2 separate regions of the Homo sapiens genome follow, and region 2 is linked to region 1. The links are chromatin contacts, found by Hi-C or POLR2A ChIA-PET in ENCODE. All regions are on one chromosome and are shown on one strand. Each heading gives the region's core, a stretch centred on a gene start or an enhancer-like site at or near the end of the contact. The rest is flanking DNA. Distances are from core to core; before and after follow the strand shown. Region 1 holds the start of LRRN1 (leucine rich repeat neuronal 1). Region 2 holds the start of TRNT1 (tRNA nucleotidyl transferase 1).

Region 1 (3,167 bases), core at 73-2,572:
GCTCACGGGCTGAGGTCTGTCCCCGCGTGGAGCTCAAGGCTCACGGGCTGAGGTCTGTCCCCGCGTGGAGCTCAAGGCTCACGGGCTGAGGTCTGTCCCCGCGTGGAGCTCAAGGCTCACGGGCTGAGGTCTGTCCCCGCGTGGAGCTCAAGGCTCACGGGCTGAGGTCTGTCCCCGCGTGGAGCTCAAGGCTCACGGGCTGAGGTCTGTCCCCGCGTGGACCGCCGAGAGTTCGGTAGATCCTTCCCAAGGCTCTGACTTCAATACTTTCAGTGCCTTGTCAATTATACCCCTTGCCCCTTTCTCTTACCAAGGCCACCGCCAAGACACCCTTTTTCTTTCCTCTCCCCGTCGCCCGCCACCTTCCTTGCCCTCCTCTTGGCCCTCTTTCCAGCTCCCTGGGCCCCCTTTCCGCGCTGCTCTCCAGCCCCAGCTGCCTTCCCCGGTTCACATCCCGGCAGCCCTCCTCCCTCCCCGTCCCCGGGCACCTCCCTCCCCTGGTCGGCCCCTGAAATCCAGCAGGCTCGGCTCCGGTCACTGCCTTTTTTTGCCTGTTTCTATCTGGCCTGCCTTCCCAACTATCGCTCTCCCACACCTTTTTTTTTTTTTTTTTGGCAAGGGGGACGGGGGGAAACGGGGCACTATATTCTCGTTTCCCGACTTCGTCATTTTCCCCAGCTCCGTGAGCCGCGCCCCCTCGTCCCCCTCAGGCCCGCGATCTTACCCTGAGGTTCCCCAGACCCCGTAGGGTCTCCCACGCCACCAAGTTTGCCTCGACTTCCCCTCGCTGCCTCCCACACCTCCTGCCGCGGCGCGGCCGGCCAGGGACTTACCCCGAGGCCCAGCTGGTGGGGGTGTTGGGGTGCGCGCGGACCCGGCACCCACGGCGGCGGCGGCGGCAGCAGCAGCAGGAGGAGGAGAAAGACGAGGAGGAGGAGGAGGACTAGCTGAGCGGCGCCTCCTTCCCAGCCCGCAGCGCGCACTGGCTCCTTGGGGCACCCCCGGGAGAGCACCAAGACCGGAGACTAGGCGGCGACACAGGCAACCGCTGCTGCACGGGGCTGGGCTCAGTCGGCTCTCAGAGGCCAGGGCAGGGGGAGGCAGGACTGGGAAGGAGGGTCGGAGAAGTGGGGTGCAGAGGGCGGGGCAGCGAGCGGCCAGGTCCGGAGGAAGGCGCCCCAGGCGCCTAGGGATGCCGCCGCCCGGGCTGACGCCGTCGGCCCCTCTCCCCGCCAGGCGGGCGCTTGCAGCCGCGGGCGCACGGGCCTCGCCTCGTTCACCGGCTCGTTGCCGGCGCCCGCGGTGCGCCCCGCTTTGTGCTCCCCGCAGCCGGCGTGCACCTGGTGTAAGCAAAGGCGGTCAGCTGATGGGCCGCGCGCGGATTGGCTGCTCCGCCGTCTCCTCCCCTCCCGCCCGACCCTCTTCGCGGCCTCCCGCCCCCGCCCTCGGCGCGGCCCCGTGCTGGGCACCATCTGTGGACCGCCCAACAAAGGCGCAGCGCGGCGGGGCTCGGGTGGCCGGGCCGCGGTCGCCGCTTTTTGTCTAGGGGACGGCAGGCTGCGGCTGGGCAGGGAGGCGAAGCGCACTGCCGGTTTTTAGCAAAAGACAGACCAAAAGAAAATACACGTCCGTGCTAGGAGGCCAGCTAGGCACAATGGGGCCCCATCTCTTTGCGGCGTAGAACTCGGGCTCGGGGGCTGAGAACCAGACACAGTTCGGCCTGGGGCTGTGGGAGCCAAGTTTCGGGGTGAAATCCGACCCTGCGTCTTAAAATACAGGGCGCGTCCTCGGGCTGTGTGTGCGCGCCCGGGGGCGTCCTCCGCAGACCTGGCCCGGGCCGGTGTCCCTGCCGCGGGAAGGAGGATTCGGACGCTTAACTCAGCGGCGAAGTCGCTTCCCATTGGAGGAGGCTTTCCGAAAACGTTTCTGAAACTTTGAAATTACAGCTTTCTGATTTGTGAGGGGTGGAAGTTGTGTTTAAACAGGCGGCGAGGGACTGAGAAGGCAGTGTTAAGTGGAGGTGTCTCCGAGGAAGGGGAGGAGGGTGGGGACGGAATAGGTCTTCGGAAACTGCGCGTGAACCTGCGTCTCAGCTTCAAAGTCGCCAGCCGGAAGCAGGGCTTCAGAAAAGCCTTGGCACCCTTTATTGGGGGAATCGGCTTTAAGCGAAAGCATCATTAGCCCCTCAGTACTGAACAACTTCTGGCAGAGGAACGTGGTGACATTTCATTATGATGTCTAAACTTAGAACTTCTGGAGAATTTGGAAGGATACATTATTCGAGAATCATCCTTTGGATTCTTCAAAGCCACAGGATACATTCAATGTCAGTAACCATATTCTTGATCCCTGTAACATTTATTGGCGTTTCGCTTAGGTCTCTGATAAATGTTTGACGTCTTTGTGTGTCTTCACACTTTGTTATCCTGAAACTGTGTCATGTAGACATAAATGGTCACAGTTTGTCTTAAAAGTCTTTAGGAAAAGGTGATACTAGCACTTGGGCTAGAAGGTCGTGCAGAGCAGAGGAAGAAAAAGGCCCACTGCTGTCTACAAATGAATGGGAAGATTTAAGATCTTTCAAAGCAAGTTGAGTCTAGACCCTTGCCCAAGTTTTGTAACATGATTTTGTCTCTTTCCCCCCTTTTCATGCAGATTATCCATGGAGTTAGCATGCAGATAGCATGGAGTTTGTCTGATAGAAGTTGGGCTCTGGTGGAAGTACGGAAATTGAATGGTCAGGGAAAGATAGAATGCAGGTTTCTTAGGGAGTCTCTATTAGGTTTCCAGCCTGCCTTCCTGGGAGTGGAAGAGAGATGAGGTTGTGCCCTTCAAGGAGGAGCTTTACAGAGGTAGGTCTTGGAGGAGCAGTCGGAGCAATTAATGATGGTGAGAGTTGCTCTTGGGAGGCCAGATCTAGAACAGCCTCCAGGTTTTGGAAGAGACTTCATGAGAATGGTGTGAGTCAGGGACCAAGGTGTGAATTTTGAAACCAGGCCAACACTGCTTAGGTCCCAGCCCTGCAATTTATGAGCTGTGTCCCTAATGGCAAGTCACTTTATCTCTTTAAGGCTTAATTTCCTTGGCTCTAAAGTAGGGTTAATATCAGTACTTATCCCAAAGGATTGTGATGGTTAAGTGGGAGTAAACATGTAAAATGCTTAGGA
Region 2 (3,390 bases), core at 1-2,500, 670 kb after region 1:
TTTAGCAGGAGAGAATATAAGGGTAATCACCCCAGCACCTGGACCCATTTAGATTAAGTAAATTTACTCAGGCTCCAGAGGAAGGTCTTCAGGACTCAGATCTTATGGGTAAGAAGTTAATCACTTGTATCTTTAGATCAATGCACACTTACACATAAACATACAACTTACAAGGTATATAAGCTCTGGAAAGCTCTGTAATTCTGAGTCGGTCTGGGATATTTTCCACGCCTTCGCCCCGTACCTGGTTACAGAAATAAACTCCTTTCTTTCCTAGTTTATCTGCATCTCATTATTGGGCAGCGAGAATAAGCAGCCCAACCCTCGGTTTGGTGGTTTGGTCGGGGAGCATTACCACGACACTCGCATGCCACATGGTACTGTGATGACACTCTCCCCAGAGCAGGGCTTCAGGCAGTATGAGAGGGATGCGGGGTTCTAGAAACTCTAACCGAGTTTCTGGTCTCCAAAACTTGTCATGGTCACAGGTGGGTATCACCCTACTTCCCCACCTGCACTCGAGGATTCACGACCCTGGGATAGCTCCTAGACATTGTATTTTCCCATGAATTTAGTTTTGCTGCCCCCATTTTCCTGATTCTTTTCCTGCCATCTTGCAATCTCCTCTGATTTCTGGCACACCGCGGCCTTCCCTTCTACATATCACATCCTCGTTCTCCCCATACGGGGGTCCTGCCCATAAGGAGGCCGCAGCAGCTCTCGAGTGACCCCGGTGTAAACCTGCAGAGAAAAACCATTCCATTCCACGGAAGCGGGTGGAGGAGCCGCGCTTCCCGGCAGGCCACGTGGGGCGGAAAGACCCACTCAGTTTCCTCGCACCTCCGCCTCGACTTAGGAAAACGCTCTGGGGAACCCCAGCCCTGAAAAGGCGCGTCTCACCCCCCACGCCGGGTGCTGGCGACAAGGCCCAGTGAAAAAGCGTCTCGGGGCCGTCCGCGCGGAGGGGAAAGTGCTGAGGGAAGCCAAGGAATCCGCGCCTGCGGTCGCCGGAAACGTGGCGGGGACACGACCTCCGCGTCGGGGCTATTTTGCCCACTGCTGAGGAGGCCTCTCGCCACGTCCCGCTCCCGTCTTCCTCGAGGACCGGGCGCGGTGGCGCCTCTGGCCCACAGCAGGAAGGAAGGGGCAGCAACTCACGCCACCAACTCTGCCCCTCTGAGCGGCGCGCGCCCGCTTACCGGCCCCGCTGTTGCCGCAGCCGCCACCGCCGCCACGCGCACTTCCGGGCTGGTGAACGCGGTGACGTCACCAACGCACATGGGTTGGCGGCGAATGGGAAGTCGCGGCGGGGCGAGGGCGAGTGCGGGGGCGGGGCCCGGACCGAAGGGCTTCCGCCTCCCGTCGCTCCTCCCCACCGTGAGGCGAACCTCAGCCGGTTTCCCAGCCCCGCCGAGGCCCGCTGGGGCGAAGCGGAGCCCCGGGGGGCCCTGAGGAAACCGGCGCGGGTTCGTTTAATTACGCCCTTCTCGCCAGACCTCTGGCTGGCCCTGAGCTGCTCAGAAGCCCATCTGCGCGGCATGCCCGTGCGATCTGAGACAACTGGCAGCTGTCTTCCTTTGCAAAACGAGACTGTTAATAAAACCTACCCCAGGGTAGGACGGACTGTTCGGTAAATGTTAACTTATCCGTGTTTGACTATTCTCTCCTCTAATCTCTGCATAGGGTTAAGTCCACAGTTGACAGAGTCACGCGCATTCGAAATCTAAGCCCGCCGGTCCTATGAACTTACTGGGCATATTTTATTTTCTTACCTGGTTTGTGTAACCATTGGCCTCCTTGGCCCGGAGGCTTCCCATCTGTAACGTGGAGAACTTAGATTTGATCCAGTTCATTAATTCTTTCTAGAGCGGAAAAGAGCAAAGAGAGTGGCAAAGGAGTGGGAATACAGCCGTTGAGCCCTTAAAGTGCGAAAATGTGTAGTTTTTGTTTTGTTTTGTTTTTGAGACGGAGTTTCGCTCTTGTCGCCCAGGCTGGAGTGCGGTGGCGCGATCTGGGCTCGCTGCAACCTCCGCCTTCCGGTTTCAAGCGATGCTCCTGCCTCGGCCTCCCGAGTAGCTGGGATTACAGGTGTCTGCCACCACGCCCGGCTAATTTTTAGTAGAGACGGGGTTTTGCCGTGTTGGCCAACTGGTCTCGAACTCCTGACCTCGTGTTCCCCAGGCCTCGGCCCCCAAAAGTGCCGGGATTACTTTTGCCGGGATTCGGCCACTGCGCCCGGCCGAAAATGTGTAGTCTTTTAAGTGTAACTTTACATCACTTAGCTTTCCCTAAAATTTTCCTAGAAAAATGCTTGTGCATGTTATTTCTGTTCTTTTGCCCTCCCCACATGCCTACCTGTTCTTCCCAAACTTTTCAGCCCCACTCTCTGTAGACTTCCTAAAACGTAAAAAGTAAGATGTGCAATTACCACACCTCTTCAAGGTGTTGAATATCCTGTTTTTGGAAGCACAGGACTGGCTTTCCAAATGGACATTCAGAGGCACAGCATTGATATCATCCGGTGCAAGGATTTTCTGTCTCTCTCTCTCTTTGGGGCAAGGAAAGCCCCAAATCATCCTTTCAGGCTTGTCTGCTATTTCTCACCACCATGACCCTAGACAAACTGGACCAAAGCCTCCATTGCTGTACCCACCTAGAATAGATTCTCCAAATCACCACCTATGAAGGCAACGCTAATACAACTATTATGATGACTTACTTCGTGCCAGTTACTGTGCTGGGCACCCTCAACAATTTCTGGCCTTGTAAATATATAGTTTATATATGCAGGTGTATATACAGTTGTCCTTCCGTATCCATGGGGTATTGGTTCCAGAACATCACCCCAGCCAGTGTTCAAGTTCTTTACATAAAATGGCATAATATTTACATATAGACTATACACATTCTGTAGTACAAATCATTTCTAGATTACTTATAATACCTGATATAAATGCTGTGTAAACAGTTGTTATGCTATATCGCTTCTTTGTGTTTTTTAATTGCTATTTAATTTTTTTTTTTTTTTTTGAGATGGAGTTTCACTCTGGCGCCCAGGCTGGAGTGCAGTGGCACGATCTCAGCTCACTGCAACCTCTGCTTTCCAGGTTCAAGCGATTCTCCTGCCTCATCCTCCCAAGTAGCTGGGATTACAGGCACCCGCCTCCACGCCCGGCTAATTTTTGTATTTTTAGTAGAGACGGGGTTTCACCATGTTGGCCAGGCTGGTCTTGAACTGCTGACCTCAGGTGACCCACCCACCTAGGCCTCCCGAAGTGCTGGGATTACAGACGTGCGCCATGGTGCCCCAGCCTTATTTAATATTTTGACCTGTGGCTGGTTGAATCCACTGATGGAGAACCCATGGCCATGGAAGGTCAACTGGAGAGA

The links. A loop is a pair of places that touch in the nucleus more often than their neighbours do. ChIA-PET counts read pairs that join two places held with the same protein, here RNA polymerase II (POLR2A). Pooled maps may share reads with other maps.
Region 2: a loop to region 1 is called in a map of CD8-positive, alpha-beta T cell, with 11 times the contacts of the local background. The contact joins the promoter of TRNT1 here to the promoter of LRRN1 in region 1. A Hi-C loop is called at or near these places in 1 of 168 maps with a recorded cell type or tissue (CD8-positive, alpha-beta T cell) and 7 of 50 pooled maps. POLR2A ChIA-PET finds 5 or more read pairs at or near these places in 1 of 52 experiments (H1).

What each region holds. Positions count from the first base shown.
Region 1 is chr3:3,797,586-3,800,752 of GRCh38, reverse strand. It overlaps LRRN1 (leucine rich repeat neuronal 1), which reads right to left and starts at 1,322. Exons shown (of 2, transcript NM_020873.7): 1 at 834-1,322. LOC100130207 (a long non-coding RNA gene) reads left to right here. Exons shown (of 6, transcript NR_149025.1): 1 at 1-52. RefSeq lists silencers at 1,002-1,111, 1,252-1,341, 1,352-1,421.
Region 2 is chr3:3,124,800-3,128,189 of GRCh38, reverse strand. TRNT1 (tRNA nucleotidyl transferase 1) reads right to left here and starts at 1,250. Exons shown (of 8, transcript NM_182916.3): 1 at 1,200-1,250. LOC124909339 (a long non-coding RNA gene) reads left to right here and starts at 1,359. Exons shown (of 2, transcript XR_007095786.1): 1 at 1,359-1,630. RefSeq lists enhancers at 687-766, 189-919 and a silencer at 1,127-1,546.